2 separate regions of the Homo sapiens genome follow, and region 2 is linked to region 1. A link is a contact called in ENCODE Hi-C or POLR2A ChIA-PET data. All regions are on one chromosome and are shown on one strand. The core of a region is the stretch at or near the end of the contact, and the rest is flanking DNA. Distances in the headings are between cores, read along the strand shown. Region 1 overlaps LOC105378920 (a long non-coding RNA gene). Region 2 overlaps MAB21L3 (mab-21 like 3).

Region 1 (5,490 bases), core at 1,158-3,657:
CTGCTGGGGACTTAGTATTTTGAATATATTTACATATCTTATCTTTTTCTCATCTGCTCATTAATCCTGTAAAAAAGGTATCATTATCCTGGTTTAATAATAAGGAAACTGGGCTCATAGAGGTAAAGAAACCAGGGAGCTTATTAAAAATGCAAATTTTCAGGCCTTCTCCCAGGCCTCTGAATGAGAATCTCTGTGGGTTCCTCCAGCAATCTGAATGGTTTCTCCAGGTGATTCTGAGGCACACTGAAGTTTGGGGGGCATTGTATCACACAGCTTGAAGAAACTGCATGGAGCATGAAGAGAGCAATTTTGGAATGGTGGTCCTCAGGAAAGGACTTTTCTCTCAAGTGCTTGAAAACCAACTTAATGTCACTTAGAGATAGTCAAGATATGATTTTAAGATGGAATTTAGTTGAAGAATGAACTGGTATATATGGGTTATATAGGCACAGGCAAATTATAACCAAATACACCACTGAACTTTAGGAAAATCCTCTTTGAGACCATGACTATAGACAAGGTATGATCTTGTTTGGCAAACAATTACATCTCCTTAAAGTGTCCTCTGGGAAAAGAGTGAATTGGGGGCAGATTGTCCCAAGTATATATCATCTTTTTTATTTTAAAGCCATTCATCTTTTCTCCTGGGTTAGCAAATATTTCACTTTCCAACTTAGGACTATGTGGGGTGTGACTAGGGTTTAGGGTGATTGTCAGGAATTCTTATTTTTTATTAGGGGTCTCTTGCAATTGAAAGTCTTTCATTACCAAAGCTATGCATTCTTTTCTAAAGATAAAATTTCAGGCCAATATGGGACATTTGGGGAGTAAAAATCCTCAAAAGGATGACCTCCTACTGAGTCAACTTACAGAACTGACCCTGCTAATAACCAAGAAGTGACACAGAGTATGTTACAGGATATTTATGGGGTATCCTTAACTACTAACACTGCTGCTGAAAATAATAATAATAATACCTGCCATCTATTGAGCATCATTTTACAGGTAAGGATATTGAAACTTAGAGAAGCAAAGTAGTTTGTCCCAAGTTATAATATGGGGTTATTAACAGGTCTTTGCAGAGAATTCAGGATGATACAAGATGAAAAAAATCTTTTTTTCTTCCACCTACCTCTAACAACATCATACACTCTAAGTATCTTGAAATATCATTTACACTCAGTATTACATCAACATTTTGGTACTTATTAAACCTGCCTCTAAATCTTATTACTTAATGCACCAATAATGAGGTAGAAATATTACTATAGCACAATTTTTATAAGTGTTCTGATAGCTTTTAACATTATTATATCTCAATAAAAATTATCTACTCTGTAATCTTATACACTTTATTTTATGCATTTAAAAGCCTCATACTGGGAAATGGTCCATACGCTTCAATCTCAGTTGCTAAAGGGATTTACAATATTAGAAAAAAAAAAAAAAAAAGGGTAAGATCCCCTATGGGTGGTTGGGCTTGAATTCAAACCCAGCTCTGACTGATCATAATACCCATTTTTTTTTTTTCATGCTACCTGTCTGCTTGGTGTATTTTGGCCCAAGGTTAGCAGTACATTGATGATGCTCTTTGTCAATACTCAGAGCTGTAGCCAACCAGAACTATTCAGGCACAAAGGGAGAGCAGCTGGGAATAGGGAGTGCCTCTCCCGGTTGTAAGTCACACTCTGGGTTAATCCTTCAACTGAATCCAAAATACTTTGGCTTTGAGAATGAACCTGTGTGCCCTGTGACAGAGGAAATTTCAAAATTATTGGCAGCATTAATAATGTTTATTGTGTGCCAATATGTGTTGGTTTCTATCCTGGCACCTTAAGAGAAGCTTAGTAAATATTTATGGGGCAGACACAATGCACAGGCATTGTGATAGGCAGTGTGAAGAAAGAAGGGAAAAGACTGAGTTTCTCTTTCAGACTAAGCAGTCCAACAGGGCAAAAACAAGCAAACTATTTATCAAATTATTTATCAGAAGTTGGGGATGGAGAAGCCCAAGGAAGAGAAGGAACTGGCTAGAGCCACGAAGGGTAGGCAGGGTGGGTGGATTTGGGGGTAGAGGAGGGCCTGGAGCCATACAGGAAAAGGCAGAGTGTTTTTGGCAGAACCATGATTGACTGTGTGACTGTCACACTCTTGGGCAATGGCTTACCAGTCCCTACGCAACCTGGAGCCCCACCACCTCTCCCAGGACAGCTGCTCTTCTTTGAACAGCTCAGGCCTGCTCCTGACTCAGTGCCTTTGCGTTTGATATTCCTTTCCCAGAAACACTCTTCCCTTGATATTTTGGAGGCCCACTTCCTCATCTTGATGTTTTCAAGCAGGTGTTACCTTTGAAGTAAGGCTTTTCTGATCACCCTGTTGAAAGCCACAATCTGTCTCCTCACCCCAGCACTCCACCCATTTCCTGCTTTAGTTCTCTCCAAAATAGTGATTATCACTGACACTGTATCAGTGTTTCTTAAACCTGAGTACTTATCAGAATCACCTAGAGGGCTTATTAAAACAGTCTGCTGAGCCCATCCCCAGATTTCTGATTCAGTAGATCTAGGGTTAGGCCCAAGAATTTGCATTTCTAAAAAGTTCCCAGGTGATTCTGATGCTGCTGGTCTGGGAACTCACTTTGAGAACCAGTGTATTATAAATTTTATGTCTATTGCCTGTCTCTTTCCACTAGAAGGTAAGCTGTTTACAGCAGGGATTTTTTGTGCTTTGTTCACTGTTGTACTTCCAGTGTCGGAATAGAGCCTAGCACATTGAGAATGCTATCTGTTGAGCAGAGAGGCAGATGTGGGATGCTGGTGTGCAGTGTGAGCTAAGTTTAAAAAAGAAAGATCAGACCATATCCTCGCTAAATTATTATAGAAATAATACTATATTATTATGAATATAACATTTATTTTAACAAAAGCAATTACCAATTACTGAATGTTTCTACTGTGTCAGGCCATTTAACAATGAGGTTGGGAGATACTGTATGCTTTGCTTTGCCTCAGACCACACAGTACGTGTAGTAGGTGACTTAGGTCTGCCTGACTCCAAAAAGATGGCCTTAACCACTGTGCTACAAAGCTGTCTAATGATGGACTTTTGAACTTTTTATTTCAAAATAGTTGTAGATTGACAGAAACGTTGCAAAGATGATACAGAAAGTTTTCATATACTCTTCATTCAGCTTCCTCTAATGTTAACAACTTACATAACTATGGTACATTTATCAAAACTAGGAGATCAATGCTGGCACAATACTATTAACTAAACTTCAGATTTTATTCAGATTTTACCTGTTTTTCCACAAGAATGTCCTTCATCTGTTCCTGGATTCAATCCAAGATGCCATTGTCTAGCAATTTTTAGAGACTTACTACTTGAGAAACTTAAATGTGGGCCTCATGAAATCCTGATGATACAAAGATGAGGAAAACGCAGTACAGCCCTTGAGGTGCATATGACAGGAAACAGATCCAGGAGTAAAGGGGTTCTCCTGGGACAGAGGGAAGCTCAGGGTGTTCTAAGGGCCAGAGCAAAGTGGAAAGGCAGGCCAGCCTTGGAGTTTGAGAAGGCTTCCTGGCAGTCAGGCAGGAAGAGCAATGTGAATAGGTATTGAAAGTCACTGAATTTCAGCAGAAGGAAAGGCCAGAGCGTGATGGTGGTTCAGGAGAAGCAATAGGAAGAGACTGGTCAGGAAACACCAAGAACTGAGACATTATCCATTGGTGCTGGGGACTAATGAGGCTCTCTTCCAGGGTGCCAACATAGTGAGCTATTTGTTTGTATTGGACTCTTCTGGCTGGAGTGTGTAGGCTAAATGCTTATCTTTTGATAATAAACCTAATTGTTTATATAAGCCTTCCAATATCTTTTTTTTTTTATGTAGAGACTGAGTCTCGCTCTGTCACCAGACTAGTGCGCAGTGGCACCATCTCAGCTCACTGCAACCTCTGCCTCCTGGGCTCAAGCAATTCTCCTGCCTCAGCCTCCCGAGTAGTTGGGATTACAGGCGTGCCACCATGCCCAGCTAATTTCTTTTGTATTTTAGTAGAAACGGGGTTTTGCCATGTTGCCCAGGCTGGTCTGAAACTCCTGAGCTCAGGCAATCTGCTTGCCTCAGCCTCCTAAAGTCCAGTGTCATTTTATTATACAGTCATGCACTATATATATATATGTGTGTGTGTGTGTATATATATACATATATGTATATATATACACATATATACATATACACACACACACACACACACACACACACACATATATATATATATATATATATATATGATGGTCCCATAAGATTATAAGGGAGCATATGTAGAAATCTGATATATGGGACTTGATACTGGCATTGCAGCTCAAGCAGGGGAAATGACTGATATTCAGCAATTGTGCTGGGACATTTGGTTTTCCATATGAAAACATATATAAATAAAAACATATATACCATCTATGTTTGTGTAAGTACACTCTATGATGTTTGTTCAAGGACTAAATTGCTTCAGTACACATTTCTCAGAATGTATCCCCAGCGTTAAGTGACATATGACTGTACTTATATATGGGAGGCAGTATAAGATAGCAGTTAACAGCACAGGCTCTGAAAAGAAGCCTCCTGGGTTGAAATTCCACCTGACTCCACCTTTTCCCACTGTATGACTTGGAGAGTTACTTATCTTTCCATGCCTTGCTTTTTCCCACTTGTGAAATGGGAATAACACCAATACCTATCCCACAGTGTTGAAAGGATGAAATGAAATGGTGACTGTAGGCACTTAGCACAGCGTCTGTACACAGTAAACAGTCAATGTCAACATCAGCTATTATTGTACAAGTATGTGTCTATTTCACACCATGTCTGTATTTAGTAGATGAAAGCCAAGATACCTGAATAGCCTGAATACCATTTTCTAAGAGCTTTCATATATATAGTCTCATCATACCTTCAGCATGATTATTGTACCTGTTTTATAGACAAGGAAAGTAGAACATAGCAAAGTTAAATGACAAACCTACAATCAAGGAAAAGGGCCAAGTCTTTTATTTACATTCCCAGATTTTTTATGCCACTACTGGAACATTGACCAAGGTTCATTAACATAAAGGAACAGTTAGAAAAATAATGAACTGTCTGTTCTTTGGGTCCTATCTAGAAGATAAGCCTTTATCAGCAGTTTTACTGCATAAAATATTTTATGAGTCTGCCTTCTGTGGTGAAATGTCGGACTTGTGAACATTTGAGCAACCTGCAAATGCAGACTGATTTCGCTTGCAAAGGGCCAAAGAACCCCCAGGGTTTGACAAATTGTTAGTTGTCATAAACACAGCTCACAGATTTGGCCCTTGGAGATAAGTCTTAGGGGTTGAGCAGACAAGAATTAACTCCCTGTGTAACTTCAGGTGAATTGCTTAACCTTTAGGATTCTCAGTTTATTCATCTGGGAAGTGGGCATTCTAATATTGGAGGTATAAAAGACACAT
Region 2 (5,490 bases), core at 1,702-4,201, 190 kb after region 1:
TTGCAGCGAGCCAAGACCACGCCACTGCACTCCAGCCTAGGCGACAGAGCGAGATTCCGTACCCTCCTCCGCCCCCCTACCACAAAAAAAAAAAGATTAATAGTAAAATATCTCCTGGCAATAAAACTGAAGGTCCAGCCAGTTCTTTACATGAGTTAAACCAAACTTTCCAGCAAAGAGATTACCCCAATATTATTGGAATAGAATAGGAAAAATAAGGAACAGCTACTTCTCCTAAAAGCCATAGCTATAAAATTCTAGAGAATATAGGAGCACTCCCATGACCTGAAAAGAGAGAAGGATTCCTTAAACAAGATGCAAAATGTGCTCCATTATAATGGAGAAAGTTGCTGAAAATCCACCCATATTAAAATGGAGAATTTAGATTGGCGTAATCACTTTGGAAATATTTTGACAATATTTAGTAAATTTAAACATTCATGTATTCTGTGAACCTACATTTTATTCTTATGTGTACACCCTTAAAAGACTTGTGTGCATCTGAAGATGTATAAGAATGAGCATAAAAACATCATTCAAATCACAAAAACTGGAAACAATGCAAATGTCCAATTACAGTAACAAGAATATATAAAGTGTAGCAGCAGATTCCCACAGTGGAATATTATTTATTGGTGAAAAGGAATAAACGACTGCTACATGAAGACACACATGGGAGTCTCAAAAGCATAAAAACAATCTCAAAAGATTGTTTCTCTGTGGCCATGAGAAACAATCACAGACGACTTTATACAGTATGATTTCATGTATGTAAAGCCTTTAGATAAATGAAACAGTCAAAACTAAAAACACAATTTGGGATGCATGCAGATCATATTTTGTTGATTCTAAGCCATGTCTCTTTTTTTGACATTTCAAACACTTCAAAATTGAGATTCATTTTGTAACCAAAATTTTGTAACCAAACCATTCATTTTGTGAGTCTCTTTCTTAGAGGTGAAATAATAATGCATCTTACAATGTCGGGAGCTTAAGTTCAATGAAATATGGTAGGAAGTAGAACTATAAAGAAAAACATGAGAATGATTAACATAAAATGTGGGATACCTACGATTACCTATGTCTGGGAGGAAGGAGGCTGCTGGAAGGAAGGGGAAGCAAGGAGAATTCCGTATACTGACAATGTGCTATTTTTCACCAAGGTACAGTATATTGGTGTATTATTATTATTATTATTATTATTATTATTATTATTATTATTATTTTGAGGCAGAGTCTCACTCTGTTGCCCAGGCTGGAGTGCCGTGGCACAATCTCGGCTCACTGCAACCTCTGCTTCCCAGATTCAAGCTATTCTTCCACCTCAGCCTCCCCGAGTAGCTGGGACTGCAGATGTGCACTACCACGCCTGGATAATTTTTTGTATTTTTGGTAGAGACGGGGCTTTGCCATGTTGGACAGGCTGGTCTCACACTCCTGGCCTCACGTGACTCCCCCCGCCTCAGCCTCCCAAAGTGCTGAGATTACAAGTGTGAGCCACCGCGCCCAGCCTGCTTTATTATTCTTCTTTAAATAGGTTAGATTCTCACATGTATAAATATATTTCACAATTTAAAAAAACAAAAAGAGTGAATGAGGCGAGTAGGTGGAGATACACGTATAGTAACTCAGGAAGCTGGACAGTAAAGGGGAGAAGAGAGTGAAGCGGCCATTGCGGGAGGATGTGGAGGAAACTACAAGAAATAAATGGAAAGACTGAAGAGCTGGGAGGCATCTGAGCTGTCACATGTGGAGAAATTGGCCTTTCAGGGAGATACCTTCTATATTTTAGCAAGAGGGACGAAGGGGAGAATGGGCTTGCAGAATTTGCAGTGAAATTTTCTCATGTTTCCTCTGTGATGGTTTATATTTTCTTTACAAAGAATTTATCTGTGGTCTGGTATAGTTATCAGGAATGGTAGAGATGGGCAAATAGCACGAGGGGTAGGCATCTAAAATGAAAACATTTGTTCAGCAGTTATCCCATGCCAGGTACTCAACTAAGAGCCTTTTACATCCATCATTCCATTCGTTGCTCTCATTAACACTATGAGGTATATATTCTTTCATGATGCCTGTAACAGTTTCCTAGGGCCATAGGAAAATAACCAAATACCACAGACTAGGTGACTTAAATAACAGAAATGTATTTTCTCCCAGTTCTGGAGGCTGGTGGTCCAAGAGCAGGTGTGGACAGGCTGGTTTCTCCTGAGGCCTTTCTCCTTGGTCTGTGGGTGGCTGCCCTCTGCGCATGCACATCCCTGGCATCTCTCTGTGTGCTTAATCTCCTCTCCTTTAAGGATACCCGTCAGACTGAATCAGCTAATCACCTCTTTATTATTAACTTAATCACCTCTTTAAATACAGTCACATTCTGAGGTGCTGGGGGTTGGAGCTTGAACTTATGAATTGTGGTGGACACAATTCTGGCCATCACAATGCCCATTTTGGAGAGAAGGAACTAGAGACACAGAAAGGCCAAACAGCTTGCCAAGGTCATGCAGCTCCTCGGCATCAGAACTGGGATGCAGACGCAGGCAGGTCAACTGCGGTGGCTGAAAACCAACCATTCCTCTACACGCCTAGTCTTGGGCCTGGAAGAGTGAAGAAGGATTGAACGGTCTTTTGGAGAATTAAAAAAAAAAAAGAACAGAATAAAGGAGTAATATTCTCTGGCTTTTCTTAGCTGTGCAATCTGTCCCAGGAAACAGAATGGAGCTGAATGCCCCGGGAGCCTGGATGGACGGTCCTCTCATAGGCTCCCTTTTAAAATCTGAGTTTTAAGGAGAAAGATGTAAATCTCGGCTAAAATGGCAGGAAAGGTCAACAATTTGGCATGAGCTGGAATCCACTCATCCTTGCTCTGGAGGGACCAGGTGTAAGTTACGGGCTGAGAAGTGTGACACCTGCTGGGCTCCGAGGACGAGAATGGGTGGGACCTGGCTCCTTTCATATGTGTTCCCTTGCTGCCCTCTGCTGGCAAGAATTGGGAATACGCAGGAAGCTGCTGGTAGCCCTGCTTCCTGCAAAACCCTCAGATCTCAGGGGAAAGACGGAAAGAATCTACCGGAATCAGACTGTGGCGCACGTCAGTTCCTCCCTTTCCACACACGTACACACATATTGAACCAATGTTACAGTCAATTTTCACTTTTTAGCATTCCGTGACTGTGTAGCTGTTTTAAAAGTTGCTTAAGATGGTTTTTGTTTTGTTTTGAGACAGAGTCCCGCTCTGTAGCCCAGCCCAGGCTGGAGAGCAGTGGCCAGATCTCAGCTCACTGCAAGCTCTGCCTCCCAGGTTCAAGCGATTCTCCTGCCTCAGCCTCCCAAGTAGCTGGGATTACAGGTGCCCACCACCATGCCTGGCTAATTTTTGCATTTTTAGTAGAGACGGGATTTCACCACGTTGGCCAGGCTGGTCTGGAACTCCTGGCCTCAAGGGATCCGCCCACCTAGGCCTCCCAAAGTTCTGGGATTACAGGCCTCAGCCACCCTGCCCGGCCGAAATTAAATTTAAAACCTTATTACATTTGCCACCTTTTCAAAAATGATGTTTCCTAAGATACAAGAATATGAGAATTAGAATACAAATTTTTGATGATTTAACAAAATGTTAGTTTGTTCACCATTTTATATGCTCTTTTTAAATTTTTTTTTTAGAGACAGGGTCTCCCTTCCGGTGACTCCGTCACCCAGGCTAGAGTGCAGTGGTACAATCAAAGCTCACTGCAGCCTCAGACTCCTGGTCTCAAGGAATCCTCTCATCTCAGCCTCCTGAGCACCACATCCGGCTAATTTTTAAATTTTTTGTAGAGACGGGGTGTCAGTGTCTGGCTATGTTGCCCAGGCTGGTCTTGAACTCCTGGTCTCAAGTGACCCTCCTGTCTCAGCCTCCCACAGTGCTGGGATTACAGGCATGAGCCACTGCACCAAGCCTTCATGTTTTCAAAAATTGTAAACTCATTGTTGGTTTGGAAATTTTTTTTTCAATATTTTAAAATCATTACTTATTAAACGATAGCCTAGGGACCCCACCATTTGGTTACAGTACTTTTTTTTTTTAATCATACTTTAAGTTTTAGGGTACATGTGCACAATGTGCAGGTTAGTTACATATGTATACATGTGCCATGCTGGTGCGCTGCACCCACTAACTCGTCATCTAGCATTAGGTATATCTCCCAATGCTATCCCTCCCCCCTCCCCCCACCCCACAACAGTCCCCAGAGTGTGATGTTACCCTTAATGTGTCCATGTGTTCTCATTGTTCAATTCCCACCTATGAGTGAGAATATGCAGTGTTTGGTTTTTTGTTCTTGCGATAGTTTACTGAGAATGATGATTTCCAATTTCACCCATGTCCCTACAAAGGACATGAACTCATCATTTTTTATGGCTGCATAGTATTCCATGGTGTATATGTGCCACATTTTCTTAATCCACTCTATCATTGTTGGATATTTGGGTTGGTTCCAAGTCTGCTATTGTGAATAATGCCGCAATAAACATACGTGTGCATGTGTCTTTATAGCAGCATGATTTATAGTCCTTTGGGTATATACCCAGTAATGGGATGGCTGGGTCAAATGGTATTTCTAGTTCTAGATCCCTGAGGAATCGCCACACTGACTTCCATAATGGTTGAACTAGTTTACAGTCCCACCAACAGTGTAAAAGTTTTCCTATTTCTCCACATCCTCTCCAGCACCTGTTGTTTCCTGACTTTTTAATGATTGCCATTCTAACTGGTGTGAGATGGTATCTCACTGTGGTTTTGATTTGCATTTCTCTGATGGCCAGTGATGATGAGCATTTTTCATGTGATTTTTGGCTGCATAAATGTCTTCTTTTGAGAAGTGTCTGTTCATGTCCTTCACCCACTTTTTGTTGGGGTTGTTTGTTTTTTTCTTGTAAATTTGTTTGAGTTCATTGTAGATTCTGGATATTAGCCCTTTGTCAGATGAGTAGGTTGTGAAAATTTTCTCCCATTTTGTAGGTTGCCTGTTCACTCTGATGGTAGTTTCTTTTGCTGTGCAGAAGCTCTTTAGTTTAATTAGATCCCATTTGTCAATTTTGGCTTTTGTTGCCATTGCTTTTGGTGTTTTAGACATGAAGTCCTTGCCCATGCCTATGTCCTGAATGGTAATGCCTAGGTTTTCTTCTAGGGTTTTTATGGTTTTAGGTCTAACGTTTAAGTCTTTAATCCATCTTGAATTAATTTTTGTATAAGGTGTAAGGAAGGGATCCAGTTTCAGCTTTCTACATATGGCTAGCCAGTTTTCCCAGCACCATTTATTAAATAGGGAATCCTTTCCCCATTGCTTGTTTTTCTCAGGTTTGTCAAAGATCAGATAGTTGTAGATATGCGGCGTTATTTCTGAGGGCTCTGTTCTGTTCCATTGATCTATATCCCTGTTTTGGTACCAGTACCATGCTGTTTTGGTTACTGTAGCCTTGTAGTATAGTTTGAAGTCAGGTAGTGTGATGCCT

The links. A loop is a pair of places that touch in the nucleus more often than their neighbours do. ChIA-PET counts read pairs that join two places held with the same protein, here RNA polymerase II (POLR2A). Pooled maps may share reads with other maps.
Region 2: a map of GM18951 shows a loop between it and region 1 (2.7-fold over the local background). The contact joins two enhancer-like sites. A Hi-C loop is called at or near these places in 3 of 168 maps with a recorded cell type or tissue (CD4-positive, alpha-beta T cell, GM18951 and aorta) and 8 of 50 pooled maps. POLR2A ChIA-PET finds 5 or more read pairs at or near these places in 5 of 52 experiments (CD4-positive, alpha-beta memory T cell, Caco-2, HepG2 and 2 more).

The regions. Positions count from the first base shown.
Region 1 is chr1:116,322,913-116,328,402 of GRCh38, reverse strand. The region is part of intron 2 of LOC105378920 (a long non-coding RNA gene); the gene reads left to right. Among named protein-coding and RNA genes, the nearest start is that of ATP1A1, 48 kb to the left of the region's middle. Within about 2 kb of position 2,407, at least 11 of the 41 ENCODE cell types and tissues checked have a DNase peak (open chromatin) inside an H3K27ac peak, as active enhancers do.
Region 2 is chr1:116,136,697-116,142,186 of GRCh38, reverse strand. It overlaps MAB21L3 (mab-21 like 3), which reads right to left. Exons shown (of 8, transcript NM_152367.3): 8 at 4,038-5,490. Among named protein-coding and RNA genes, the nearest start is that of MAB21L3, 28 kb to the right of the region's middle. RefSeq lists enhancers at 2,785-3,079, 3,178-3,227. Within about 2 kb of position 2,951, at least 5 of the 41 ENCODE cell types and tissues checked have a DNase peak (open chromatin) inside an H3K27ac peak, as active enhancers do.